Linked DNA regions of Mus musculus: all the other regions are linked to region 4. Evidence: chromatin loops called from intact Hi-C (ENCODE). Cell type or tissue: heart. All regions are shown on one strand. Region 1 holds the start of B130024G19Rik (RIKEN cDNA B130024G19 gene). Region 2 has its middle 11 kb from the start of 6030442E23Rik. Region 3 has its middle 8.7 kb from the start of Gm29683. Region 4 has its middle 33 kb from the start of Gm36260. Region 5 holds the start of Gm44689 (a long non-coding RNA gene). Region 6 has its middle 42 kb from the start of 4930441H08Rik. Region 7 has its middle 120 kb from the start of Gm44689.

Region 1 (4,000 bases), 1.0 Mb after region 4:
TTTTCAATTGGAAGGGTGTTTTTAAAGTCTCCTCTTTCCAGCCCCAAACAAGGTGTAACAACGCACTCTTCCTTCTAAGGCATCAGATGAGAGACAAGGATCACTCCAGACAGCTCCTACCTACGGTTTGGGGTTTTTTTTTCTTAAAGGCGAGGCTTGCATTCCTCAGCAGCTATGTACAAAGCTCCCTGAAGCTGTCTCTCTCTCTCTAAAGTTAGTGTGCAGGCTTTTCCAACGGCTGAGAGCGCCTGGTACACAGGGAAGCAGTTCCTTGAGGTGGAAGATCTCTTCTTTCACCTTTCTTTTTCCCTGCAGACTAATGCCTACTTTTTTATCAGTTTGCACAATCGCTTAGATAAACACCGAGGAGGAGAGTCTCTTTAATTATCAAAGACACATCTTTTCAGGGGGCCAACAAAGCATTTATTTCACCCGCCAAACTAAAGGAGAGTTATTCCAGTTTAGAAGGAAGATGCAAGCGGTTTGGGACCTTGAACAAGGCAAATATGGTTTTGGTATGTTTGCTTACTGTATTTTTTTCTCTTTCTCTTCTTTCTCACTTTTCTCCTTGTGCTGTGTGGGGTTGGGGATGACTTGGGGCTTTTCAGAAAATCGCTTTGCTAACGTGTATGCAATGCCTCGGACTGTGGTTGAAGGGGTCTGGGGGAGGGTGGGGGCAGTCAATTCAGTGCGTTGCCATATTTTATTACATGTATGTGGTAGCAGAGGTGGAAGGGGGGGATACAATTGCAAAGCTGCCAAAATATGATTAAACCGAAGCATAAAGACTGCGGTTGCCTCCCATCTCCTCGTCCTGTCTTCTCAAACTCATTTCCTTCCATAGAACTGACTGAAAACCAATCCTATATGCCTGGTTTTCCAAGCAGCAGATTGTCTAGGTTTGCTAGCGAAGGGGCTGCTAGGCTGGCTTTGGGTATCAGAATTTCCTGTTCGATTTGCCTCTGCGCTTCATTTTGCAACCTTGTGCAGCTGACATGCAGGCAGGCAAGCAGGCAGGCAGGCAGGGACCAAAGCCTTGCCTGGCGCCCTCGGCCGCGGTTCCGGAAGGAGAGCGCTCTGTTAAGCTAGGAGAATCTCAAGGAGAAGGGTACTCACCATCGGGCGGGGTGGTGAAGCTGGCGTGCGGATTTCAGGCAAACGTTTACCTTTTTGCTGTCTATTGCAACTGCGCCGGGCTGACTTTAGAAGCAATTCTGTGCTCTGTGCAAAATGTTCATGGAACGGTTCCTCATTAAAAAAAAAAAAAAAAAGCCAGCGAGAGAGACGACAGAGGCAGAAAGAAAAAAGAGAGGAGGGGTGAGGGGGACGCACATAAACCCAGTTTCAAAAAAAAAAAAAATCATCTCTTCACTAGAGACTCCGGAAACGTAGAGGCAGCGAGATCCCAGCACAGTCCAACCAAGCCACAACCAAATAATTTTCAATCCTGAAGAATTATTCAGATTAAAATGTACAGAAGTTTCATTCTCCTATGCCTACGTGAGCCCCAAGTCGTTTCCCTTTAAGGGCTCCTTTTCTTTTAAAGTTGGATTTTAGGCAGCAAGGACTCTTACACTAGGGGGCAGACAGATACTGCACTTACTTCAATCTTAAGCAATTTTTTCCCTCCCAGCATATGCTCTGATTTAGCACTGTAAATTTTTCAGAGGACCCAACTCTGACAGCCCCTGGTGATTTTCAAAGTACCACAAGCCAGTGGTTAAAAATTGCATTGACTTGGAAGTTCAGAGGGACACAATGGAAGCCCCTTCTCTATTCACGGAGCTCCAGTGTGGTGGAAGAGAAAAACACACACGACTAGATTGAGGGAAAGGAGAAATTCAATGGATCCTGGATTCTACTGAGCTCAGAGTTAAACTCGGAATTGCTGGGGTCTGTATTCATATTGTGATTTAATCTGTAAAGAATTACAGACTAGCCAACCACTTTCTGCAAGGAAACCATATTCCTGGGAGCTGAGGATATATATTTTTTTCATATTAAGACAAATGTTTTCCCCTAACTTTGACCAGTCAAATAAAGCTTGCCACCATTCTCATTAAAATAGATTTACATTTGCAGTAAAGGGCTTGGCTGAGTTTTTAAAAATAATAACATATAGAGTTGTATCTTTTAATTTTAGGACTTTTAAATCTTAGAGTTAAGACAGCTGAGCATCTTTAAGAAGGGCATTTAAAAATATTTTTGCTCCTCCCCATCCCCAATTCGGCTGTCCTGTCTCTTCATTCTCTCAGTAAAATTAATTACAATTCATGTGGTGATTTTTTTCCCTTCCCTTTCTAAACAGCATTTCTATAGCTAAATGAGTCCTAAAATACAAAGTGAAGCACCTCTAACTCTGTGGTAGTTATGTGCCTAGCTGGCTGTAATTCTACAATTCATATATACATATATATATATATATATATATATATATACATATATATATATATTTGAAGTCTATAATTTCTTTAGCTTGAAAAATGAGGAACACACACACGAAGCTTCTCCTCAAAAATCACCTCTTCGTGTGTGTGTGTGTGTGTGTGTGTGTGTGTGTGTGTATGTGTAAAAAGTAATCTTGACATGGAAATGGCTGCACTGGAGAGGCAAGATTAACATTTCTCCATAATCAATTATGCTCATCTATTAAGTCGAGATGGGGCTACCTATTAAATTTCCTGTGTCAGCCTCAGTCTCACTATATGCTGAGCTTGCCTCTAATCTGACATTTGCAGTATCAAATAATTCCTTAAATCAGAGAAGTTTTTTTTAAAGACCCACAATTCTCTGAAATGACTTATTTTCTATCTTTCTTATTCTCTGTAGGAGAAAGTTATATGGTGTCTCTAATCAGCCAGAAGTGCTCAGCCTAGCTTTACTCTATGACCACCTTATTACACACCAGGTTTATGATAGGCTAGTACCTGCTATAGCTTGTTATTTCTTAAAACATTCAAATAATCACAGCACCTGCCGCTGTAGTGCAATATGTGAGTTCTGTGGAGAAAGGGAAGGCTGAGAAAGATTTCAGGGTGAAGCTTAAATAGGATTTTTTTTTCTCTTTGCCAAAAAGTCAGCGTCTGCCTGCCCATATCTTTCTGCCCTCCTTGTCTCACACTCTGTCTCTATGTGCAAAAGAAACTGCCCCGAAAGCGTGGTTTTCTCATGTCAACTGTATGTTCAGTTCATTTTACTAAAGTAAAATTTACACTGCCAAATTTCTGCACTACCAAGGATGCTTCCTAAAGTTGTTGTTTTACTCTTTGTGGTGTCTTCTTTTCCCTCTTGTAGCTCAGCAAATTTTATGTTAAAAAAATAATTTAATTGTTGGTAAACCTGTTTGACTTATGGATTTAGTTTTGTCTTGGTTCAAAGTATTCCCTATTAAAAACAAATTTCTCATACAATTATGGAATTCTCACAATCAACTAGCGGGTCTAAATCAAACAGCAAGTTTAGTCAGTAGAATATAATGTGTCCTGGAGGTTGGTTATAGAACTATATATGCTTTATGGTTAAAACTGAGGCACAAAGTCAAAGATACATCAATATCATTGGTTTGAGCGTCTTGAGATGAATGACACGGACAGTAGGGTTTGTTTGTTTTTCCTGCAGTGGCTGAGGTAGACTATGGCGTGTTTGTGGCTCTTATGAGTTATGCTGGTATTATTGCCATTTGGAGCAGGCTCGCTGGGTGTGTTTTAATGACTATATGAGTATTTAAAGAGAATTTGAACAATGAAGTCCATATTCAACTGTTCTATGACCTAGAAGCGTCGTCTTGGACGTCTTTGTCTGGGTACATTGACAAATGTGCATCTGATACATGTGCGTTTACATGTGTGTACAGAGGGTGTGCACAGGCAAGGCTGAGAGGCTGCCTCCGCCTGTCCATCAGCGGACAGAAAGGTCTTTCTCCCTCTTTTCATGACCGGGTGTGTGACAGGTCACTGGCTGGCCAGTTAGCTAAAACCAATAAGAGAGGATAAAGTTGAGA
Region 2 (4,000 bases), 180 kb after region 4:
AGCGGAATGACCACAGCACTCCCTAAGGTCCAGAGCAAAGAATCTCCTTCTCCTCCCACATCCCGACCCCTCAGGAAAAAAAAAAAAAGATTTCCCACTAGAAGCTCAAATAATTACAAACATTCTTTGGACAGAATACAAAATTTGGGTAACAGGAGCTTGGTTTGCAGAGGGAGAGTGTGATTCATGTGTATCGTTTGATTGTATATTATCTATGAAGCTATCAAATTTGGGAGTTGACTACACATGATAATGGGTACAGGGGTGCTGTGTGTGTGTCTGTGATACATGTTTCCTTTGATTCTCTCTTTGCTACTTAACTTTAGGAAGAGTCCTAAAAAGAGACCCAGGCACTGCCAATCTCTGAAATGGAGTCTTGCTTCTTAAACCATGTCTAGGTAAATTACCTTTTCCGTGTGAGCATTTCCTTTGAGGAGAATCCTGAGGAGGAGCCTCCAGGGAACAGGCTAACTTTTTAATGGCTCTCTCAGATTAAGAGGAAGGAAATATGAAGTCCTTGGGGGAGGCACTTCGCTAGGCTGTCTGCATCCTGTAATTCTTCCTGAGTCTGTGAATCATACTTTTAAGACTCCTTTTCAAGGGCATTTGTCTTCCTTGAAGAGAAGTCCAAAGCCGAGAAGATGAGGTTTAAAATAGATCTCAATCAAGCTTTTGCCATAAAATCAATTGTGGGGGTCTTGCTGTCTACCCTAGGAAGGTTGACTCTGGTTACATACATGCCTTCTGTCACCATGGGGGACACTGCATAGGATGGTTCTTTAGCTTCCTTTGAGTTTCAAAATTTGCCAATTTTCTGTGTCTTCTCTGTTTCTTTGAGCTATACTGCATACAATTTCCCAGTCACAAGCTGCACTGGAGAATGATTTCCGGCTTGCAGGGAACACTGGAAGGGCTGAGTTGTTACAGCATCATTCTTTGAAATCACTTTAGGGAGAGGTCTTGCTTTTAAAACAGCATTCTAAATGAAATATCCAACAAGCAGACAATTAGAAAGCACACTTATACCAATTCCACAAAGCCAGCAGCACCTTTCTAAACAATTTCTGCCATGACTGGGCTTTATCATAGAGTGAAGCATTAGGTCACTCAAATTTCTGAAGAATTAAGGAGCAACAAGAACACAATTCTTAAAGGTCTAGGGTGTTACAATAGCAACAGCTTCAGCAAGAAAGCGCATTTTACTGAAGCATGAATTTTAATCTTTAAAGAAAGCATTAAAAGTCAAAAAAGCCCGTTGAAGTGTGACAAAGGACAAATACAAACAATATGGAACAGCAACAGAGCACACAGCACCAGCACTGAGCATGCGTGGAAACTGTGTGCTATGACCACACACCACCTGGCAATGGAGGTCATAAATGTGCCCCTTAGATGTTGGGTATTAATGATAGGACCAGATGTTGTAAAATGGCAGGGGATAAAACTTTCCATTCATCTCAACTGTGTTATTAAAACTAAAAGTGCTCTGAAAAGTTTTGTTATTGCTTAAATCCAAAATAGGATCACACAAAAATGAAGTTAGGCTGTTTTTGAGTAATTGGATACGCATAGTTGAGTTGGACCCTTTGCCACTCCCAGTTCTGTAAATTCTTATCCTAAGAGTCTGCAGGAACCAGGTTGTGGTTAGGTATACCTGAACACCAGCATCACCCAACTTGAATTCATGTGTAGCAAAATGGGATTGATCAGACAAGGTTGTACTTGTACACTCTGTGTTTCCTCTCTTTGCAGCGGTGTTCACTGTTGCTTAATGAGAGATGACTGGGTTCTAATCAACTCCACTAGTGATGGGCATGGTGGCTAACATATGGATATGTGCATTTTTCAACTCCAAAATACTAAGAGTTCTGGAAGGCAAAGAACATCTCATTGCAAGACTTTTGGATAATGATAGTGTCTCAAATATATTGAAATATATACAAGGAGGAAGGAAGAGATGATCAAAGACCACTTAAGCTCTGTTTTAGCCCTTTCTTGATTTCTTGAGTCTAAGCCTTGATTTTCCATTATTTTAATGGTCACTCCTCATTGAAATTTATTGTCAGTGTAAAGTGGGAGAATCTAGCAATATAACTGTGAGTCGTACTTATATATGCTTTAAAGAGTTTTAGCATGAGTGCTTATGGTTCACAGTTTGTTTCCATAGCTTCTACTTACAGAATATATTAAAAAAAATACATCTTTCTTTCGTGGTATTCTGGGTAGACAAGTAAAAATTGTGAGGCTAAATACTTAATGATTAGGGATTTATTGATTAAAAAGTGGGGACGTAAGTAGGAGAAAGAAGAAAGGATGAAAAGTAGGGAGGGAATGAGGAAGGGAGGAAGAAAAGGAGGGAGGGAGTGATGAAGGAAGGAGGGGAAAGGGAGGGAGGGAGGAAGGGAGGGAAGGAAGAAGTCAGGAATAAAGAAAGGAAGGAAGGAAGGAAGGGAGGGAGGGAGGGAGGGAGGGAAAGAAAAGGGAAGGGAAGGGAAGGAAAGGAAAGAAGGAAGGGAGGGAGGAAGGAAGGAAGGAAAAAGGGGAGAGAAGAAGGGAGGGAGAGAGGGAAGGGAAATATATGCTGATCTTTAAGATCTTTTTAAAAATGTTTTTCACTGTTCAAGAGATCTTATGAGAAAAAATGTCATTGGCAAATTTTAGTATTTTCAAACTAACGTGAGTACATAAAGGCATACATTTTAAATTTAAATCCTGTGGGAGCAAAATATTTAAATTTTGTATCTATTTTGTTTAGCTCTGATTTCTATAAAAATCTACTGCTTTATAACATACACCATCCCATATTACAGAGATTATAAATACAAATATTTTATTACTTATGCATAAAACATGATTTGTCTGGGATATAAACCACAGCGTTCTCAGGTACCACTGCTATTTGATTGTTCTGAGTATTGGCTTTCTGACAGGGTTTGGAATGAAGCCATTTTTATTAATTTAGTTATTTTTGCTGATATAAAAGCCCGTCTATCATGTTAATGATGTATCGGTCTGCGGTCCCACCGAACAATAATTACAGAATGTCCCTAATAGTAAATCATTTGTCACAATCACAGCTCAGTACAACAACCTTCTGTAGAGCAGGGAAGACATTATCTGAATAGCAATACACCTTTATGTGAACCGATTAGGAGGGATCTGGCCAATATCTGAGAGTCAACTTGGAAACATCTTTCCCAGGTCCCAGCTTGGGGACAGGAGATGCTGCAAGTTTAATGTCCTCTGGCATTGGCTTGAAACCAATACTTGTGCTCAAGAAAGAGTTAATGAGGGTTAATGCAAACCTAAGCCTAAAAGGGGGGTGGGGGAGAGAGAGAGAGAGAGAGAGAGAGAGAGAGAGAGAGAGAGAGAGAGACCTTTGAAAAGGAGAATTATTAGAAGTGCTAAAAGCCTGACCTCATTCCATGTTTAGCAAGAACTGAACACAGAAGACGCAATGCTCAAAAGAGAGAAGCTGAAGCCAACAAAGGGCAGAGCTCTCTGAGCGAAGGGTGGATGATTTTACCACAATGGGGATCAGATTCTACTTTAGAGGAGTCCCAACTTCAGCTATCCTATCTATATTTATAAATCATAAGAAAAAAAGAATATTTATTGCAGGATTATACACAGGGCCACTTGGGAGAAGAAAGACTTTATTTACTAGATAAATAAAGTTTTCCTTTTTCGACAGGATCGAGTGGCAGGTATAGAGAGAGGCTTCTCCCCTACTGCTTCCCTTCTGCCCTACTTAGGCATGTGTGGCTTCTCTCCTGTCAGGGCGCATGAGGGTCTTCCCTGGGCACAAATGTTATTACTCAAAGTCTAGACTTTCATATCAAGAAGTGTTTTAAGTATTTACTATAATGAATCCTTTCATGCTTCCAAAAACATAGTTCCATTTTAAAGATTAGGAAACTGAGGCACAGAAAACCAGAAGCCAGATATTTGCAGATTATACCAGAAAGTGGGGAGTAGGGGGGTTCTTGGGCTTAACTAA
Region 3 (4,000 bases), 1.1 Mb after region 4:
CAGTACAATGTCACTTGTATTTATTTTCTTATGGCAACTTTGAGATAGCGGAAGTGCTCCTTACCAGGAGCCAGGAAGGGCCGAGAGTTCGGTCCACTACGATGGGGATGGGGTCGGCAGCGTGTCCCCAGGGAGTGAGAACAAGCTGAGAGCCATCACAAGGCTGTCGGAGTAGAGGCACTGAGCTGTTAGGGACAGGGCTCTCTAGAAAGCGTTAGGCCCTATAATGTCTTGGGCACCCCTTCAGGCTCAGCATTCTGAGTGGAAGTGTGTGTGTGGGGGGGGGGGCTAGCCCAGGACAAGTTCTCAGTTAAGAGAACTCTCAGTTAAGAGAGTCCGAGGCTTATAGAGGGTATCCAGAGTTCGTTTTGGTGATGGACAGAGAAGGAATCCTGCCTTCCAACTTGCCAGGTCTAAGAGCCCTCTAAGCCTGCGGGGATACCCTGCTGGATGGTAGAAACATCTGCTTATACTGCAAAAGGCCTGGCCTAGCTCTGTACTTATTTTATTGGGAGATGTGAGGCAAAGGGTGTCCTAAACAGGGTCTTAGGCCTCTGAAGTTCGGTAAGTCCCTCCTATTTCTTCCTAGTTTAGCTGGAGAGATCTGATAGAAAGTGAAGAGAGGGTCGGAGGCAGCGTGGGCATCCCTTGTGCTCTGGCAGAGAGAATAGGAGACCCCCATGCGGGAATTGATGGGGACAAGGAAAGGGAAACCCCGACCTGCTAGTGGGGCGGATGCTTCCCTCTACAGCCTGAGACTTCCCGTGGCTCTCGCCTTGCGCCTAGCTTCGTCAGGCAAGCCTTGTTAATAACGCCCAGGCTCGATGGCCCCCGCCCTCCCCATCTCTCCACGCTTCATCCCTCTGCCTTACCACCCCCCTCCCCACCTCTTCCTTCCTTCCTGCAAATGGGTGTTAACGTGGGTCTTTATGTTCTGTCTATAACTAGGATGTAATCACGCGCCCCATGCCTCTCTCTAAAAGCATTTAATAAATGTCTATTAAAGCGCTACAAATGTAAGATGAATTTAGTGGCGCGGCTGCCTCCCTGAATCCAAACGGTAATGATGGATTTATCAACGGGGATTCGCCTTCAGCACAGCGAGGGAGGTTTACTCAGCAAATACGTCGGCGAGCACCCACCCAAATACAATCATTTGACCCCCTGCGGGCGTTAGCCGCTGTGTCCCTTCCCAAAGCTAGGCAGGCAGGTCAGGGTCGTCGGGGCCAACTCAGACCCAGGAGGACCAGAGGGGAGGTCTCATCCATCTCCTGGTGTCTAAATCCCTCCTCCTCTGTCAAAGGCCTTGGATCTTCCTCTCTTGGAGAGTGTGTAGGTACCTGGCCTACAGATTTACAGGTGGGGAGCAAAGGTTCTAAGGGCAGAATGAAGTGTGACATCACTGAGTGCTCCAGCATCCTTCTTGGTTTGGCAGAGATAGCGATTGCTCCTGAGTCTGCAATTGTGTAGCTTAAATGTTCTGGCTTTGACTAGATTCTCAAGGCCTGGGATGCTGTCTGACTGAGTTAGGGCACAGCTCTAGGACAGATGCCTCTGGTCTTCAGGCCTCCGGAGAGGCGAGTATGTCTATCCACCTTACCTCACACTCCTTAATCCCACTAAGACCAACCAGAGGTAGCCTTCAAGAGTGGGGCAAAACTTCTAGACCTTTTCCTCTAACCTGATCCTGTTCCTCACAACCTGACCCTGCCTTGTCCACCTGGTCATTTAAAGTTCTCTGGACCATGGATTTTCAGAAATTGGTTTGGGTTGTGATCTTTAACACCCACGGTCCCATGAACTACTATATTTTTATTCTTTTTCTTTTCTTTTCTTTTTGTCTTTTCTCTTCCTCCCCCACCCCCTTTTTTCCGAGGAGGGGTTAGTGCTGGCCTGTTCCATCAAGCCCAGTTCGCATTTGCGTTGGCTTCTGAATTCTCTTTCTTCTTTGGAAATTTCATTGAGATGTCTCTGTACTCCGCTTGTCAGTTATCTTTGTTCCTCTTAAATAAAGGGCTTTTAAATGGACTTATTGCTCCCAGCGTGGGTTCCTCTCTCTAAATGTTAGAAAATTGTGCCATCTACCCGCTATGCCGAGTACTGTCACACTTGGAGACCTTGGGGACCTCCGGACTGGCTTCAATGCTGCAGTGTCAGGGGCCGCTGCGGGCAGCAGGAGGAGGGGCGGCTCACGTGGATTTTTACAGCTCTCCGCCTGCAGCCAGCCCTCGTGGCCGCGACAGGGCATGGCCCGCGATGCGCGGAGCCTCCTGCTTTCTGGCGGCCAGGAACTTGGCTGCAGCGCTTGATCCCGGACCAAATCGCAGGCGTGGCGCCGGGGCTCTTCCCTTCTTCGTGAAGCTGTTGCCGGAGGAGGCACCTGGGTTGGCTTTAGACTGGGACAGCCACTATGGGTCACGGATAACAGAGGACAATGGGGCGAATAGGGCCTGTCCGGGAGGGGCAGAAGGAGGCTGTCGCAGCGCTGTTAAAGAGCTCTCGGCAACGGCAACGTCTGCATGGAGACTGAAGCCGGAGGAGAGCAAGAGCGGCTGAATGCCTTCCCACGGCTCTTGGCCAGAGAACTCCTGGCCCCGTAGTTGGGATACAACTTTCAAATTTGTTCTAGTCCTGTTCGAGAAAGGGCAGAACTTTCCTTAAGTGGAATGCGGTTTTGATGGAACGCTTCAGAACAAGTCAGGTGTATGGTGTGGGGTCTCCTCGCCATGACCCCTCCGGAGTAAAACACCACCCACAACCGCAGGTTATTTTGAATGAGTTAAAATGGATTAACAGTTTAAATTTTATTATGTAGCTACCCCTTTCAGATCTCCCCCCCCCCAATTTAACCCATTAGGGGTATTAGCTATGTTTTTTCCTTCCAAGTGTCAGTTGAGTATTTATGCTTTTGCAGAGGGGGAAAATCTTCGATACGGCGTATGGCTTTTATTACATGTTTCACACTGTTCAAGAAATGGAGTTTTAAGCAACATACAATTAAATCTATATTGCTGTTTGGAGGAGGGCCAAGGAACTCGGCAATCAATTAGTTTAGATCTTTTGATACTTGTTGCTAAAATACAAGTATAAAACTACAACCTTCAGGGCTAGCTGCTCCCCTCCTTTTAACAAGAAAGCAGGCTAGTTAGGAATGTCAGAAGGAATGGCAGTTGCTCTTGCCTCCAGTTTATCCTTTGAATTCTTCAGTGATACTCACAGATTTTTTTTTCTACTTCCTCCTTGCCTTCCCAACAGTTTCTTGTCTCCTGTTTTTAGCTTTGTTTTAGGATTTTGTTAATAAATTTACTTTTTAATTGTATTATTTACAAGTGACTTTTTCACTCATTACTTTCTTTTTCTTCTCCTGTAGCCTTACACCCAAGAAGGAAAACGGCTTAATATCTACCAAAGTACACTGTTTTCCCAACAAAGGCAAATTTTATTCTTTACAGCCAGTGCAGGGGGGGGGTCTCTCTTGTTTCTTTCTTTCTCTCTATCTCTCTCTCAAACAAAATAAAACAAAACAAACCCCACTATTTCATTAGTAATCATTTACATGGAGCAGAAACTGCTGCTTCTGTCAAAGTGTCACCATTTATGTCCCTGCCTGTCTCTGGGGCAGTCCCTTAGGCTATTGGTACTCTTTTTTGGCCTCCCTGCTTCGTGAGAATAAAGGAGTGAATATCTAGCCCAGAAGACAAAGAGGGGAGCCTATGGGGTCTCCATAGCCCATAAGTGGCTGCAAAGGCAGAGAGAGAGTTCTGGAAAGAGGGGTGCTGATATATTTTTAAAACCTTTCCCCTCAGCATGGTCTCAGCTCCCCCCATCCCCCACCCCCGCTTGTAGGGGTGGGGTCTAGGACAAAAAGTCCATCTCCACCTCTGTCCCCTTCACCAGCCAATGATAGCCAAACTATCACCTCCTCCAGCATGGGGTGTTTAGAATATCCCTTTCTTTCCAAAAAGGTTCAGAACCCGGTGAAGTGTCTGGGCAGAGTGGA
Region 4 (4,000 bases):
ATTTATTTTTCTTTCTTTCTTGGCTTCCTGGTTCTTTGACATCTAACAGAGAGAAGGGAGAGAGGAGGGCAAGAGAAGAGAGGGGAAACAATCATGAGAGACAATCACGTCTATGCCCATCGAGACTCCAGATTCCTTGGCTCTTTGAGATATAGTTCTTATAGGAAAATGAAGGAAAGGCGAAACTCAGGCTCTTTCTTGCTCTCCTTGTGCCCTGAAATTCGAGGTCAGTCTGATGTCTCCTCTCCACATTTCAACAGCTTCTTATGTGTGTTTCATATAAATTCTCAGCATGGTGGCTGTACACAGAATAAGAAACAGAAAAGAAAAAAAATTCTCCCGCACCCTCAACAGAACTGTTAACAAGAACACTGACACAGTCAGAGCTATAAATCACACTGATATTTGTGTATTCCAAGCATCTTTTTGTCACAGTTTATTCTTCTTCTGTTGAAGCAGTGCTTCATTCTCTCAGAACCCCAGGCTATTCTCGGGGTGCTGATCCACCGAGAATTTCAGGAATCACAGGCATGGACCACTGTCACCAGCTTTGTCCCATTTGTTTTCTGCAGAAAGTTAATTTTCTTTACTCATCTGTATATGTCAACTTAATCAATATATCATTAGAAAAGCCCAACCTAACATCTCAGTTATGGCAAATAGAGAGTTCCACCTCAAATCCCCAACTGGAATTCCTTGAGGCCTCCTTGATTAGCACTGAAGTTCTAATCACAACCTTCACCTCACAGGCCTCGCTGAAGAAAGAACGGGAACAGCCATTTTTAACCTTTAATTTCCCTCTTCTGGTAATTCCAGGGCACTCACTTAAGAAGCTGTTGCGATTCATATTCCACAAGCCCCATTCCCTTATCTATAGACAATATATGTTAACCACTGAGATATAATATCAATGCAGGCATAGATTTTTGAACCCAATGTCATCATTTCAAACTACCAAACAGCTTTGTTTTTTCCCCTTAGTTTATATGCCCAATTTTTTAAAGTATCTATTGATATAGTACAGCAAAAGTGTCCACTGAGCATTAAGTGCTGAGTGTGGGAAAGTGTGATCAGGGCTGCTAATGGAGGTTTGTCACTCAGTGGGTTGGTGTGTCCTCGTGACATGAACGAATTATTCCTAAGTGTTTTTCATTTGTATTGTTAGCTACAGACTAACATAGTTTCGCCTTTCCTTCATTTTCCTATGAAGTTAATATTAACCCACTGAGGTTGAGCTGGTAAGATACTCCACAGAGTTTGAGTTTAATATTTTATGTAGGTTTTTGGCTTTATGGACACACTTGTGACACCATGGACTTAAATAACAATACACTTATTTTATACAATCAAAAATTAAGTGTAAGGGCTGGCAAGATGGTTGAGTGGAGAAGAGGAGCTTGCTGAAAAATCCCAGTGAACTGAGTTCAATCCGCAGAACCCATGTGGTAGTTCGCTTTCAACTTAGAAGGTGCTTATTCCAAGCTCACCTAGGTAGCAGAGAGAGAAGGTCTCAGGACTCAGAGGGCATCAGGAGAGAGCGACAAAATGAGGATAACAAGCAACCGTCTAGACAGACTTTCCCTGGAACACCTCAGATATTACTGTCTCAACATTTCTTTTGCCGATTCTGCTGAAAAGAAGGTATTACAATTTCGTTGGCATTGGTGACCTGGCATCTCTGAATTATTTCCTGCTTTGGTTTACAGAGGAATAAGCCTGTAATTAATTATATATCAGAACATGAGAATCGACCTGGCAATAATGTACAGGCTAAGAACGTTCTATTTACATATGTAGGTTATTTAAAATATGTCTTGTTAAATAAATATTTAAAATCCCTCCTTATTTGGCTTATAAAGTGTTCGAAAAGAGGCTGCAGTTTGACTTTACAGAATGTTCAAAAGTGAGAGACTTGATCTAGACAATTGTCCATGCCCAGTTAACATCACCTCCTATCCTTGCATAGCAGGGCACACAGAAAACATTCTTAGTAAAAACAACAACATCAATTATTTACATCAGCACTGAAATGTATACTAATGGGAACAAGTTGGTCTTCAGGAATTCATATAACTTATAGAACATATAAGTACAACAAGGAGCCTAGGTATGAATGAACGAGATGCCCAACAGTGGATAGGGTGTATGGAAAACAGTGGTGTCACAATAAAATGTTCCCTCTGTGGGTAATTTCCTTCTTGTATATATCTAGATTTACTTTTAAAGGGAAATAAAATAAAATAGAGAACCAAAAAGAGATTTTTTTTCATGCCCGTCAAATCAACAAGACCCTGGTAAGAAGAACAGACACAGGACGTGACAAGGTGGGAAGATAAGAGAGTCTCAATGATACACAGGAGGGATTCTGCTGGAATTGATGAGGGCGCCCTGAAGTTAACTTTCCTCCAGAGGGTTTGCCTCTAACCGCCTTTGGTCCCTGCAGAACGGTTCTGTGAACATGGCAGCTGCGGATCCACCAGGGGGAGCAGTTCGCCAGCACAAAACCAACCTTCCCGAAGGAAGCCGCTGAAGTTGGCTCTTCCTCTCAATTTACACAGCTGACAGGACCCTGATTTTATCAGTTCTCCTAGATGCAGCACGCACATACCTGGAGCTGATTCCCTCCAGCCAGCCTCATGCTACTGGGATACGATACACCTCACAAACTCATGATCACAGGCACGCTTTTCCGTGCATAGCAGCCCTTGTAATGTACCTCGCCTTTTTTTTTTTTTTTTTTTTTTTTTTAATAGGAAGTAATTTGGGCTCAGCTTCCACACCATCTTTTAAGGAGAGAATGAATAGTTTATCAAACTAGTTGTTCGGCGTGGCATTAAAGTGTGTGAGAGTCTCCCTCAGGTCTCGAAGGCAGGTATCTACTGGAGTTTACTGATAACCCGGTTTCTCTCTTCAGCAACCCCCCCCCCTTTTTTTTCTTCCTTTAACCAAAGCCCTGGGGCTGGGAAAGAAAACAGCTGTCAGAGAAAGGCTGGTGTCGGTGATAAGCCTTTTGTGTGCAAGCTCAAACTTTGAGACCAGCCTGTCCAAACAAAACAGCTGTGGTCTTCAGTGTGGACGGCAGAGTACACCAAGTCTGTTGGTGAAGGGGGGTTGGGGGGTTGGGGGAGGCAGAAAATATGCCGGTCCCTGAAGCATTCTGTACATGGTTGCACAATCCATGAAGGAATTCCCAAGGGGAGCCAAATTTTATTTTTAGTAGAGGTCAGTCCTCCGGTCTCTATCCTAATCCTCCATTGTGGCGCTTTAGCACATTGCTGTTACAATAGCCCTTGATGCTTGAGGTGGAAAGCCTGGCTCCTGGCTCCGCAGCTCTGGCATGAGGAAGGCGGAGGAGCCTGGGGGCTCATTCTAGACTCCCAAGTCGCTAGTGAAACTGCTCTCGGGGACCCTTGTTTCTAGATCAATCTGCTTCAAGATCCGCCTCTTTCTGTTAGTCACAGAGCCTGTGTCAAGAGCCTGTAAAGAACAATGTAAGGGACGCCAAGGCTACTTTGTAACCTTAGTCTGTGCACCCGGCTCTTAAAGCCACTAAGTGAAGCGAAAGTCACTCTTTTTTTTTTTTTTTTTTTTTTTTTTTTTTTTGAGAAACAAGCAAACAAACAAACAAAAACCCAACAGACTGTTTCTGGAACTTATCTGCTTTCGTTCCCTCATTTGTCCCTCATGGGCAACTCTGTAGAAAGCAAGCCTGCAGCTGACATTCAGGGAGTAGCTGATACCACCTTTCTACGGGGGTTAGTGTCCCTTCTAAGTAAATCAAACACAGGAACTAACTTAGGAGCATTTTCCTTCAACCTTTCTGTTATTATACATTCTCATAATTTTCAAATTGACTTCTGAATAAACCACAGAGGGGGGAAAATCATGATTCTCAGGTGATCTTACGTATTTAATCTGTCGATTGTTGTTGTATGTTGTTTTTTAAGAGGACCAGGCTGAAAGAGCTGAAATCATTTCGGGCAAAGTTTTATTTTTGGTA
Region 5 (4,000 bases), 290 kb before region 4:
TATCTCAAGGACAACATATTTTAAGAGCCAGACAGGGAAGAGTGCTAAGAAAAGCTATCTTCTTACTATGAAGCTGCAATAGCAACCAGGAACAACAGCATTTGTGACTACCCACTGAACACAAACACACGGACACACAGAAGGACAACTGACAGACAGAAACGCAGTCCCAAGCACATTCCCATAAACATATGACAAATCATAGGGGAGGGGGCTAGATGAGAAGTAATTAGGTAGGTGGGATGAAAAGAGGGGGAGGAGGTGCGACTGTACTAGTAAATGTATGGCTTTTTTTCCCCCTCTAGCACTCAAATAGGTTGGATTTTGGAGAGCAATCAGACCAGGTGGGCAAAGTCAAGCTGAATACAGAGTGAAAGAGTGGGCAGAGTGGAGGTGGCCAGCCCAGTTGTCAGGTGTGTACGGTGATCTGGTTATGGACAGCTGGGTGTGACCAGAACTAGTCCAGTGTGGGCCAGGTGGAGTGATTAGGTGGAGTCCCCGGTAAGCGGAGGTTGGCGATCAGTGTGGGCGGTAATGCCTGCGGTCCTCGCCCGCAGGGCCGCTTGCAGACAATGGCTCCCCATCCTTATCGCTGCTCACAGGCCTCCCCAGAGCACAGCGGGCGGTGGCTCTCCCTCGGTCCGGACTGCCGCCCCGCCGCCCGCCGCTTCCTCCAGGCGACCTCACGGCCTGGGGCGCGGCGCGGACGGCCGGAAACGCTTGGTGGGATGGCGCGTCGGCGACACGCGCGGCCCGGCGGGGAAACAAAGGCGGGATGTGTGCGGCCAAGAGTCCGGAAAGCGGGCGCCGGCGGCGCAACCCCCGCTCCCCGCCCATTGTTCGCTGCGCGCGGCCACACGCGCCCAGGGCGAGCTAGCGCATCCTGCCCGACCTTCCCTGAGATGCCTGCCTGCGCTGGCTGCGCTGGGCAGGTGACATTCTGAGCGACCTTGTGATTTCAGAGCTGTCTTTGTCTGAGAGCTCCACATGGATGACTTCCTCTGACCACCATGCTGAGAACGGAGTGATGTTTCACTCCTGTTTTCCACATGAGAAGAAAAACCAACAAAAAACAAAACAAAACAAAAAACAAACTTCAGTAGAACAGGCTAGGTCTACTCCTGCTAATTCCAGGGTCCCAAATGAAACCATCTTCCACATGACTCCACATCTGAATTGCCATGGATTTGACTGTAGTTTTAAGTCAAGCATTGCAATAAAAGGAGTTTCTTTAGCCTGGTCCTTCAAGGCTGGTTATCTAGAAAGTCCAGTAGGAACCTAGAATTTCCGAGCTGGGATTTACTAATGACTTCCTGCCGTTTGCAAGATTGTCCTTTCCCCTATTGTTTTGGTTTCTGGCTGGCCCATTGAAGGAGAATGTGTCACTAATACAAAAACTAAGTGTTGTCTGTGGCAAGTGTTCAAGTCTAAGGCATAAGTAGATTGAGGACCAAGACTTTCAGAGTCAACAGATTAGTCAACCTGCAGTTTCCATCTTTTGAGTCATCAGAGTTGGCCTCCCCTAGTTAATCCACGAATGCACATATTTATGTGTTTTTTGACAACCTGTGCCCCCCGGGGGAATGAATTCTGGATGGTTGTTGATCCAGTCTTCCTTTGTTGTTAAGGCAGCCTGTGTCTCTTAGCACCTGAAGATGACCCTAGCTCCCTTGGCCTGAGGTCAATAAGGACCAAATTGCTCTCTTGTGGTACTGGATTTGTAAAGAAACCGGACTGTTTCATGCCAGAATTAGATGGAGCCCTCTGGCTAACCAGAAGAGGTTCTAAGGACTGGTGATCAAAATTAAATATAGTGAGCCTTGTGGAACATTGACCAGCTGAGGGCACGGGTAAGGAGGAGACACCAATCCTTTTCCTCGGGAGGTCAGAATGTTACAGAGAGGTTCCAGTGCTTCTAAACATCCTCTAGGAGGGGCTGTGAAGTCATTTATTGGAAAAATACTTACCAAGTCTTACTGTAGAAGATTCTGAGGAGAATAGAACAAAACAAAAACAAAACTGGAAAATTGTCTTAGATCTCAACCTCATGGTTTATAATCTAGTAGAGAATGTCAGAAAAGAGTACTTGATGTCCATATGCAAATAGTGAAGGCGCTGGCCTACAGGAGACGGTGTGCATGGCGGTGCTAAAGGGGCATTGCAGAAGGAAGGCTACCATGTGAGTAGTTTTTCCAAGAGCATCCTAGGCTTGGGAAAGATTATTTCAGAGTTGGCTGTGTGGAGGTTGGAAACACTGTCTGTTAGGAGAGAACTAAAGGACCCTAGTGTGGCTACAGCTTCTGCGTGTTTGGTGGAAGGAGTCCTTGGCTGATTCAGAAGCTAGTTTATCAGATCAGATCAAAGAGGGCATCTAGATTAGACTAGAGTAATGGGGATGACTAGAGATGGCAACAGATAATAGAAGAGGAGGATGGAAGAGGTGAGCATGAAGGAGGTTAGTACACAGAATGCGTGCGAGGGAAAAAGGATTTAACAAAAGTAGCCCCACCAGTTACTGGCTGAGCAGTTCCCTTGGAGCAATAATATGGAAGAAAAGGTCAGGTGGGGCAGTTATGCATTATATCTTGGGCACATGAGATGTGAGGTGACTTGAAGTGATTGAGATGTCATCAGAACACTGAGGTGGGGAGTGGGAAAGGAACAAACTTTGTTGGAAGACAGATGTCGCCTTCAATGTGACAAAGCAGGAATAAGTGGGGTGAGGACCTAGGTAGATTCATACATTTGGTAGCAGGGAGGCCCAGAAATGGGTGGCTTGAATACTTAAGGCTCAGAATAATTGATAGGGGATAATAACCAGTAAAAATTAAATATTAGGAGCTCATTTATTATAATATATAGTTTTTATTTATTGAAATGGAAAATCCAGATGGAAAAGAGAAGGGTAGTTGGTCAAGGAAATATGAGCAACTTAAGATAACTAAGAAGATGTAAAGGAGAAGAGAGACAGCATCATAGAATGAAGGGGGTCCAGCCAAGACTAGATGACAAGTGATGGTTAGGGGGCCATATGACTGATGCTCGCTTGGACAAGGACATGGCCAGGATCAAGACTGAGTCAAATAGTTATAGGAGTTATTGGAGAGGAATTAGTTAGGAAGTGAAGCCCCTGAGGTTTTGAATCTTCATCTTCACACATTTAAGGAACCTAAGGTAGCAGTAGGGCTTAGGTTAAAAAAGAAGAGGCTTCCAACTGGGGCCTCTCATTTTTGATGATGGATGGGAAAGAGAGACAGAGATGGGGAGGAAGAAGAGGTATCAACACATCTGTCAGCAACAGAGGCAAACGGGCATTGAGGAATCACCATGAGTGGGCAGAAGAGTCTGGGTGGGGTGAAAGAGAAACTAGAAACCTCTTCACCGATCTGCCCACTTCAGGCGTCCACCAGTAACCCTTGCTAATATGAGCAATTAGACCCGAAAGCACTTTCATCTCTGAAGTATTTCTGGAAAAAACATCTTTCCCACGTTGTATTTTTGAAAATTGACAGAAGTCACTGAATAGGTTAGCTCTCCAGAGGACTGTGTGGAATCTGTGAACTCCAGAGCCAGAGGAAAAAGCACTTAATACACAATCTGGCCGTTGGCTGTTATGGCTATTCTTAGTAAGATTTGTAAGCAGACCGCTTTTTGCTCAGAACGCATCATCTTTTTGATACACATGTACAACTCTTCATTTCTATTTAAAATGGGCTGGAATGCTATTTTTTATCTGACTATCCACCCCCTTGTCTATGCATACACACTGCAGTCAGTCTCCTGACTCATGTTGTACTCTCATGTCTTAGCTTTCATATGAATTTTTAGGGCACATTCAAGAGAAAATATATGTTCTTGCTGTAGGAGAAAGACTTCAACAATCTAAGAAAAAAGAAGGAGGAGGAGGAGGAGAAGAAAGAAGAAGAAGAAGAAGAAGAAGAAGAAGAAGAAGAAGAAGAAGAAGAAGAAGAAGAAGAAGAAGAAGAAGAAAATGGGCACC
Region 6 (4,000 bases), 450 kb before region 4:
AACCTCGTACCTGAAAGGTGAAAATATAAAAGTTATCCCAACTCTTCTGATTTCCTTGTCACATATTTCATTGTTGTTTGCTCCCAGAGAGAGCTAAAGACTTAATTTAGTGGTATAGTTTAGTGAATTTAGTGGAATCTAAAAATGATTCAGGTATGTTTATACCTAGCGGCAGAAATGCACCTTTGGTTTTTAGGAACATAAACGTTGCTTCTAAGTTCCTCATTTTACAGATGAGTAAGGTGAAGTTGGGAAAATGGTTTTAATAAGATCCCTAAGTGGTAGAGTCCCTGTTAGGGACTCATGCGGCATATGTCAGGCACCTCACCTCTGCAGAAGACTTGCCGTGTTCACGTCCTGATTCCGTGTGTGCACAGCAAGCTTTCCCTGCAGAGTCAAGTGTGAGGTCCTAGGATCCAGAAAGACCTACGGTGGAGAGGCGTTCACTAGAATACAGAGTCCCAGGGGCTCTAGTCCCCACAACCTCTGTGGTGGCTAAGTGAAATACCAGAGCCGCCCCACCCCCCTCCACGCCGCTTTCTCTCTTGTTACTAACCTCGGTAAAGATCCACTTAGCCCACTCTGTATGATGTTGTAGAATATAGACCTGTCCAAAATGCCCCACTAGGAGAGGTCCTTCGAGCACTGCTCCCATTTCCCCTCTGATATTTAATATGTTAACTGCAGACTTAGAACTGCCTCTGCTTCTAATGACCTCCAAAGAAAAGTGGGGTGAAGTGGACAGGCGCTTCACCTGTGGGTGAAGTCCTCGAGATGAAAGCATCGCATAAGTTGGAGCAGTTGGGTTTGGCTCCTTCAGACAAGAAGGCAGGCTGGTAGGGAAAGTAACACCTCATTCCCTTGCTAATTCTGGTCTTATCTTATACTCAGTGTTCCATAGAGCTTGACTTGAAAGCTTTCATTTAAAACCCAATTCATATGAATTAGTGTACTACTCAAAATGTCAGGCTGCTAATAGGACATACATAGCAACTGGAAATTGAAATAAGTGCATTTTAATAGAGCTCGGGATTAGGATTTCCTCTATCTGTTTGACGTAGTATCACAATTATAATTGAGGGTGAATTTTTTTTCCTGTTGGCATTAATGATCCTCGCTCCAGAATTATCAATCATCCTGGATTCATTTATACCACTTCTCAGAAAATGATGAAGACGGAGAAAGTCCAAAGCTCTTGCTTATGGAACCAATTCGGAAGATGACTTCATTTGATACTGACAGATACAAGGAACGGACAGATATAAATCCATCTCACCAATGCTCCTCCCAACGAGCATAAACTGGGTGCCTTTAATTATGATGTCATATATGGTGATTTTCATCTCCTTGCAAATTACATCTATTGCATTGTTTGGTGTGTAGGGATTTGTGCTACCATGCAAAGGTGAAGGTCAGAAAGCAACTGTAGTAGTTCTCTTTCCACCCTGTAGGCCCCAGGAATGGAACTTGGTTGTCAGGCATGCATTTGGCCCTGAGCTATCTCACGAGCCTTTAGCTCTTTTACTTCAATTTAAGAAAAGTTTTAGATGTTCTCCTCTAAGTATGGCTAAAGGGAGACATTTCCTCCAAAAGGCTATAACAGCCATGGCAAATGACTCAGCTTAATATCCAAGTGGAAGAAATGAATGCTTGTTCATACTTCGGCTTGCTTCATTACTTCACCTGGATTTGACATGACTTCATTACTTCACCTGGATTTGACATGACTGTTTCAAAGAAAACATACACACACACACACACCGCATTACAGTCTGGGATATGAGGAAAGTTAGATTGTTTACATACAGTCACATTGGTTTTGAATATGAGAAACATCTATATTAGTGTAAATTTCCTAGGCTTATGCCTATGATTATTGATGAAACAACCCAGGAACGTCTTCTTCAGGTTCTCCCAGCCTGTACCTATTCCCTTCAAGCCCAGTAGAGGGCAGTCAAGTTCCATGGTTCAAGCGCAACTGCTGAGGCCAGGGTAAGATTTTCAATAAATCTCAGTGATTGGAATTAAGTTTTCCTTTAATGGTATTAAAGGGCACTCAGAATTACCTGAAGATTTTTTCCCTTTTATTAAAAACCTTACAACCTTTGTGAGAGGGACATGTCCCATGAAAGAAGTGAGATGGTGGAGGTGTTTGTCCCCCCCTGTTCCTAGCTGATGAGTCTCATTCCCAGAGGCCTTGTTTAATAATGAGGAGGGGGTGCTAAGGGAGCCAGATCTCCTGCTTTGACTTCTAATGTTGTATAAAGGAAAGGAATAGTGGGTGCAAGCAGGGGCACTCATCAGACTTTATCCTCAAATGAAAGAGAGAGGGGATAAGCTAGAGAAGGAGGGGAAAGTTGGAATGGATTGGATCACAATAGAAAACCAGTTGGAGGAACTTAAAATCTAACATCATTATAGATATACATTTTGGTAGTAGAAATATATATATATATATTTTTTTCAAAGGTAGAACTCAGGTTATGAGAAGACTGCCATGCCCCTCCATAGAAGTCTCTAATCAAAAATAAACACGGAAAATCAAAATCAATGTTCTCTTTTTCATTAGCAATAAAGCCAAGGATTAGAAAGCCCGACTCCACATAGAAAAATAGAAAGCCAAAAAGCCAGATGTGTTTAGATGGAAGTTGGAATATTTAAGAATATTCATATATATATATATATATATATATATATATATTACTCTCACACACATGTGTGTATATATATGTGTTGGGGGGAGAGTTACAATGAGGTTTAAAATCAGCCTTAATTTAAATATGTGGGAAAGATGCACATTTAGGGAGTTAAAAACAACCACAAGAATTAAGTATAATTCAGACCAGTTTTGCGTATGCATGTATGTATTTTAAATATGTTCTTTGTATTAACACTGTGCCTTATGCTATTTTTAGAAGCTTATTTAAGGAAACAGAGCTATCTGTTGCAAACAAAAATGTCCATACATGTAGAATATATCACATGTACATTTATGTGTATGTACATATCACAAGGTTCTGTGGATTTCTACCTGCCTAAAAGACAGCTTTCTTGGTGGCTAAGGCATTGCTGTCCCTCCCTAAGCTGCTCCGGAGGCCCGTGGATTAAGGAGGAATCCGAGTGATTTTCTACCTGACCCTGTTTTTTTACCCGTGCCCACCGTGCCTGAAGACTGAGCGGTCAGAAAGATCTGCCTCTGAAAGTGACCTTGCTCAGCAAGTTCAGATTGGCTCCTGTAGCAGTGCTGTTCCCAGAAGGGGCACTGCACATTGCCAAGTTGCGCTGCCTTGAAGATGGGTATGAGATCTGGATGTTGGGGGCAGGGGGTGGGATAAAAGAAGAAAGATACATCTTGCTGAGTGGCTGCGGCTGCTTATAAACAAACTTGGGCATTGTTTCTGGAGCGCTTTTACAGGGGAGAAGAAAGCTGGACACACACTAAGACTGGACTCCATTTGTGCTCTGCGGAGACCTTGGGGAGAGCTGCTTTTAACAGACTGGTTTGGTGGGGAAGATGATTTCCATCGGTTACTTTTAAAAGATACGTGCTATTTCAGCACAAAGCTGAGGCCCCTTAGAGCTGCACCAGGGATTAAGAAACTGCATGTATTTTAATGCCTTATGAATAGGTCTAGCTGATAAAAGAGGCTCTTGTTACCCCTGCTACATTTAAATGTGAAAAGCAGCTGCTTCTAGAGGGGAGGGGGCAGGCGAGTGGAGAAGAGACATCATTTTCATAGGGGTTTAATCTTCAGACTACATTGAAACCACAGAGTACCATTGGCCATTCTCTTCTGGGCGCCTCTAATCACTCAAAGATCTGTAAGATTGTACAGAGGGAAGGAGAGGGTGCAGAGGGCAGAGAAAGGGACCGAGTGTGGATCTCACTGACCATTTCCATCTGCATGTAGATTTTGGAATTCTGATCAAACTGCATGCGTGGTGCAGTGTCTTCTTCTTTTACAGGCTTTAACCCTGGAAACTTTAATGAACGTTCCAG
Region 7 (4,000 bases), 170 kb before region 4:
GGCTATAAAATCCCAGCTGCATTTGTCCTTGGGTGGGGATGGGAATGGTTTGTTAGTGTAGCCAGAGACCCAGCCCTGACCTCTGCTTTGGCCCTGTTATAGCCATCAGGCAGCCTGATCTCTATCACTCTACTTGAGTTCTTGCCAACTAGATGCAGAGATGAGCCATTGTAGTTGATTACGTGGTTCAAACTTAGACTGCCACCAGTAGAGGAAGCTGCTATTTAATTGAAGTTCAAAGCATCCAATAGGACTGGTCATTTTGTTTTGTTTTAACACAGAGGAGGTTTAGAAAGTAGTTCAGTACAAATACACTCAGTAGAGTTTGAAGGACAGAATGTTCTTTTGGGAAACTGTTTTCTTATGCCAAGGCCAACATTAAGAGGAGCACAGAATATTTTGCTCATCAATGAGTAAATTCATTATTATGTTTATTCACTTTTTTGTCCAGGTTTTAATTCAATCTTTACTCATAGCCTTCAAAGTCAAATATGTGGTACTAGAAACATGAAGAAGACTAAGGCATTCCTTTGCTTAGGGAGTTAGAGTTTAACGAGAGAAACCTAGAATATGAAAGGATGAATATAGAATGGAGTGGGCACTGGTCCAGGAGGACACAGAATACAATAATAATGGTGTTTGGGGTTGAGCCATTGTCTGGCGACTGAGTCTATAGTTGGATAAACATGACTAAGGGAAGTATGGGTAGATTAAGGAAAGGATAGACACCGGGGTAATTATCTGAGGAAGGAAGACTGTCTTTTACAGCCCTATGAAGAAAGGCTTTCATAAAAATTACATGGTCAAATTGGAACCCGGAGAAGCTGGGCATGGGGAGGTCAGGTGAGGCTAGCTATGGGAGATAAGAAGCACAGACTTTATTATCAAGAAGCCACTAGACTGAGTACAAGAAAATGTCAGTTCAACATGAGAGGAAGTTCAGTTGAGAAATTATTTACCCAATGGTGAGGATACATAAACAAGCACAGAAAAATACACTTGAAGAGACTGATATTAAGGAAATGTCTCTAAGAAGCCAAACTTATGACAGGTTAGAGATAATTAGGAAAGAGAGTGGCAGGTCAAAGATGCTCACAGCTGTGTCAGTTTGGCAACGATTGAAGAAAGAATAATAGACACTGTATTCCTGAAGAGGAGTAGCCATGCTACAATGGGAAGAAGGGAGTCCTTGCAAACTGATGGGTGAAGATGGGTTGTAATGGATTACTTGCTTGATAATTGAAAAAAATCACCCAGAGATTCCATATGCCAATGTAGAGAACACAACGTAAAAGATTGAACTAGAACATGCCAGAATTTCTACAAATTCAATCATAGAAGGGAAGTTTCAAAAATAATGTATTTGATTTTAAATGGGCTTCATTAATTCATTAATGTATTATCAATTAACTTATCAAGAAAAATTCTTTTAACATTTAATATAATGGGAAATAACTAGGGATCAAGAAGCGATAACGCATGGTCTATAGGGGTAAAGTAGCATCCACAGTAGCCCACGATTTTATAGTTTGAGAAAACTTTATTAGAACACACATCTATATTGATTCAGTTAAATGTTGCCTATGGCTATTTTGATGTTCAGTGGCTCAGATGAGAAGGTAATTGTAGAGATTGCCTGATTCAAAAAGCTATGTAGGAGAACAGCAGAAGATGCTCCCTCTAACAATCAAAGAAATGGGAAAGCCAATGGGAATATATTTACCTGAATTAGGAAATTGGTATGGTTCTTCCTGTGTCACTGAACCAACTTGAAGAAGGATGCTTAAAATGTTTTAGTAGAATATTTGTTCACTCCATCCACCTGTTGCCGGCACATGAAGGTAAATGGTGCATGAATGGCAAGGAATAGTCAGTACTGGAGTGTGGATGGCCTATGGAAAGGGTCACTGGAACCCACAGACCTAAAGCAAGGTCGGGGAACCCTAAGGAGCAGCCACAGGAGGGCAGCAAAGTCACATGATGTTAAAAATAGCTCCTTGGGAGCAAGAGAGGCCAGCAGTGTGCCTATTTAAAGAATTATCTGGAATTTAGTGTAATGCAGCCGAAGATCCAATGGGAGTTGCTTTAGCATGACTAATAGTTTCCCCTGGATCAAATTAGGAAGTACTCAGAAATAAAACTTTGCACTTGAGAGAATCCACATATTTGAAAACAAGAGAGAACTTTGATTATCAGATGATGTGTCAGTTAGTTCCTGGAGAAGGTGTGTGTATGTCCACTTAAATAATGAATGTCCCCATTTTATCTGAGTCCTTCAGAAAATGGCATAAGCACACTACCACCATAATCCTGCAGTGAAAACAAAATCTTCTTATAATTATTTTACAGCAACAGTAGACATTGGACATTGAGAAACAGCATCTTTCTTTCTCTCTCTCTTTCTTTTTTCTTTTTTTCTTTCTTTCCCTTCTTTTATTTCTATCTGTCTGTCTGTCTTTCTTTCTCCCCTCCACCACATTTACTTATTTTGTGCTCTGCTCTTGCCAAACATTGAATTTGAGAAGGGGAATATAGCACAAGATTAAAAAGAGAGTGATGGAGCTGTTTTTTAATGTTAAAATCATGCTCACACCAAGAATAAAAAATACCCATAGGGAATAGATCCTGACTTTAAAAGATAGTTCTGCTTTTATTTCTGTTCCTTGCTTTGATTTTGGTCATATGTCATGCCACATTTTAATTTGAAAATGTAGACAGACATCTAAAATCTTTGGCTTGGAAGGACAGAAGATCAAAGTTTTAATGTAGACAAATGTACTTATTCCATTTTTTAGACTTTATTTTGAAATTTTATTTTCAAACACTGAGCTTAGAATCAATTTTTATAACCTATTTAATTGAACTTATATACCCCTCCAAAGTTGACATGGGTCTTAGAGGTGACAAGCCAGTTCTTGACAGAGGCATGCCCACCATTCAACCTTCCTCAACCCGTTCTCATCTCTGGTGATAGTCTTTGTTGGCTCATGGCGGTGCATCTATTAAATGCTTGCTGAAATAATTATATTTTGAAAACCCTTGATATTTAGGAGGAAATTGATGACTCTCTAAATCAGGATCAACTTTGACCAGATCTTTCCAACTAAGAAGAAGTGATGACTAAATAATTATAACAGTTATAAGAATTTTTTTTCTTTGATTATGACAATAGATAAAAGCTTACACATTGGGAATTAAAAGGAACTTTAGTAAAAAATAATAATTAACTTTGTAGGGGTGTATGTATGTGCTAAAGGGAGAAGGCAGAGAGATAGAGAGTGTAGAAAGTAAGGGAGGGGCTGAGACAAATGGAGCCCTAGCAACTTTTGAAGCAGCAATAGAAAGATGTATACATAAATGTACAGCTTTAATAATTTATAGACTGTTTTCACTTACAGACAATTCACTAGGCTCTGCCCAATAGTTACCTTGCAAGAGCTTGCACTGCTGCTTGCTAGCATTGAGCCAGGCATATAAGAAGACCTCTCTCTCTCTCTCTCTCTCTCTCTCTCTCTCTCTCTCTCTCTCTCTCTGTCTGTCTCTCTGTCTCTGTCTCTGTCTCTCTCCCTACATGTTCCTGGCTCATCTCTTCCTCTCTTCCTGTCTTTCTTCTTGTCTTCCTGTCTTCCTCACCCTCTCTCTGCCTCCACCCTTTTCTCTTCCCCAAAATAAATCTTTATACTGGTCTTGTGCTATGGCATGATTCCCCACATGGGACACCCCTGCAATTATACCCAATTGTGCCTCATTATAACATATAACAGTCTTTATAGAAAAAAAATGTACGTAAGTCTCTAGCACAGTTGAATTCTAACTACAATTCTCCCTACTTGCTTCACTTTAAATAACTGTTCCTGTGCTGTGCAGCTTCTGCAACCTCAGTGCCCTGAGCTTTGCTTCCCAGGCCTTTTATCAGGTTGTGGATGGTGAAGGATGAATTTTCCAGGTAAGGTCTCTGAACATATATTTGTATTGCCGCATCTGCGACACATGTGGATAA

Evidence for each region. A loop is a pair of places that touch in the nucleus more often than their neighbours do. Peaks named below come from ENCODE experiments on the same cell type or tissue, not always from the same donor. Only the 100,000 strongest peaks of a DNase experiment are listed, where the experiment ranks them.
Region 1: a loop joins it to region 4, with 4 times the contacts of the local background. A loop is called at or near these places in 6 of 42 quality-filtered maps.
Region 2: a loop joins it to region 4, with 2.6 times the contacts of the local background. A loop is called at or near these places in 4 of 42 quality-filtered maps.
Region 3: a loop joins it to region 4, with 13 times the contacts of the local background. A loop is called at or near these places in 12 of 42 quality-filtered maps.
Region 5: a loop joins it to region 4, with 2.6 times the contacts of the local background. A loop is called at or near these places in 4 of 42 quality-filtered maps.
Region 6: it touches region 4 in a loop (11-fold over the local background); 8 of 42 quality-filtered maps call a loop at or near these places.
Region 7: a loop joins it to region 4, with 2.7 times the contacts of the local background. A loop is called at or near these places in 6 of 42 quality-filtered maps.

The regions. Positions count from the first base shown.
Region 1 is chr7:70,362,608-70,366,607 of GRCm38, reverse strand. It overlaps B130024G19Rik (RIKEN cDNA B130024G19 gene), which reads right to left and starts at 1,225. Exons shown (of 11, transcript NR_045850.1): 1 at 1,117-1,225. It also overlaps a transcript of Nr2f2 not described here. In heart, a CTCF peak has its summit at 1,581 (motif pointing right); DNase peaks (open chromatin) are centred at 1,047 and 1,587; H3K4me3 peaks cover 3,465 bases; H3K27ac peaks cover 3,484 bases; H3K27me3 peaks cover 1,280 bases.
Region 2 is chr7:71,225,896-71,229,895 of GRCm38, reverse strand. No RefSeq gene overlaps it. Among named protein-coding and RNA genes, the nearest start is that of 6030442E23Rik, 11 kb to the right of the region's middle. In heart, no CTCF peak of the experiment used is centred here; no DNase peak of the experiment used is centred here; H3K27me3 peaks cover 308 bases.
Region 3 is chr7:70,344,568-70,348,567 of GRCm38, reverse strand. No RefSeq gene overlaps it. Among named protein-coding and RNA genes, the nearest start is that of Gm29683, 8.7 kb to the right of the region's middle. In heart, a CTCF peak has its summit at 2,106; DNase peaks (open chromatin) are centred at 147, 857 and 2,247; H3K4me3 peaks cover 1,747 bases; H3K27ac peaks cover 1,912 bases; H3K27me3 peaks cover 2,899 bases.
Region 4 is chr7:71,410,844-71,414,843 of GRCm38, reverse strand. No RefSeq gene overlaps it. Among named protein-coding and RNA genes, the nearest start is that of Gm36260, 33 kb to the right of the region's middle. In heart, a CTCF peak has its summit at 2,480 (motif pointing right); DNase peaks (open chromatin) are centred at 2,523 and 3,173; H3K4me3 peaks cover 1,336 bases; H3K27ac peaks cover 1,653 bases.
Region 5 is chr7:71,702,383-71,706,382 of GRCm38, reverse strand. Gm44689 (a long non-coding RNA gene) reads left to right here and starts at 306. Exons shown (of 4, transcript XR_003946799.1): 1 at 306-413; 2 at 3,865-4,000. In heart, a CTCF peak has its summit at 1,907; DNase peaks (open chromatin) are centred at 682 and 1,522; H3K4me3 peaks cover 991 bases; H3K27ac peaks cover 1,558 bases.
Region 6 is chr7:71,865,248-71,869,247 of GRCm38, reverse strand. No RefSeq gene overlaps it. Among named protein-coding and RNA genes, the nearest start is that of 4930441H08Rik, 42 kb to the left of the region's middle. In heart, a CTCF peak has its summit at 1,939 (motif pointing right); no DNase peak of the experiment used is centred here.
Region 7 is chr7:71,579,958-71,583,957 of GRCm38, reverse strand. No RefSeq gene overlaps it. Among named protein-coding and RNA genes, the nearest start is that of Gm44689, 120 kb to the left of the region's middle. In heart, a CTCF peak has its summit at 1,953 (motif pointing right); DNase peaks (open chromatin) are centred at 17 and 1,977; H3K27ac peaks cover 174 bases.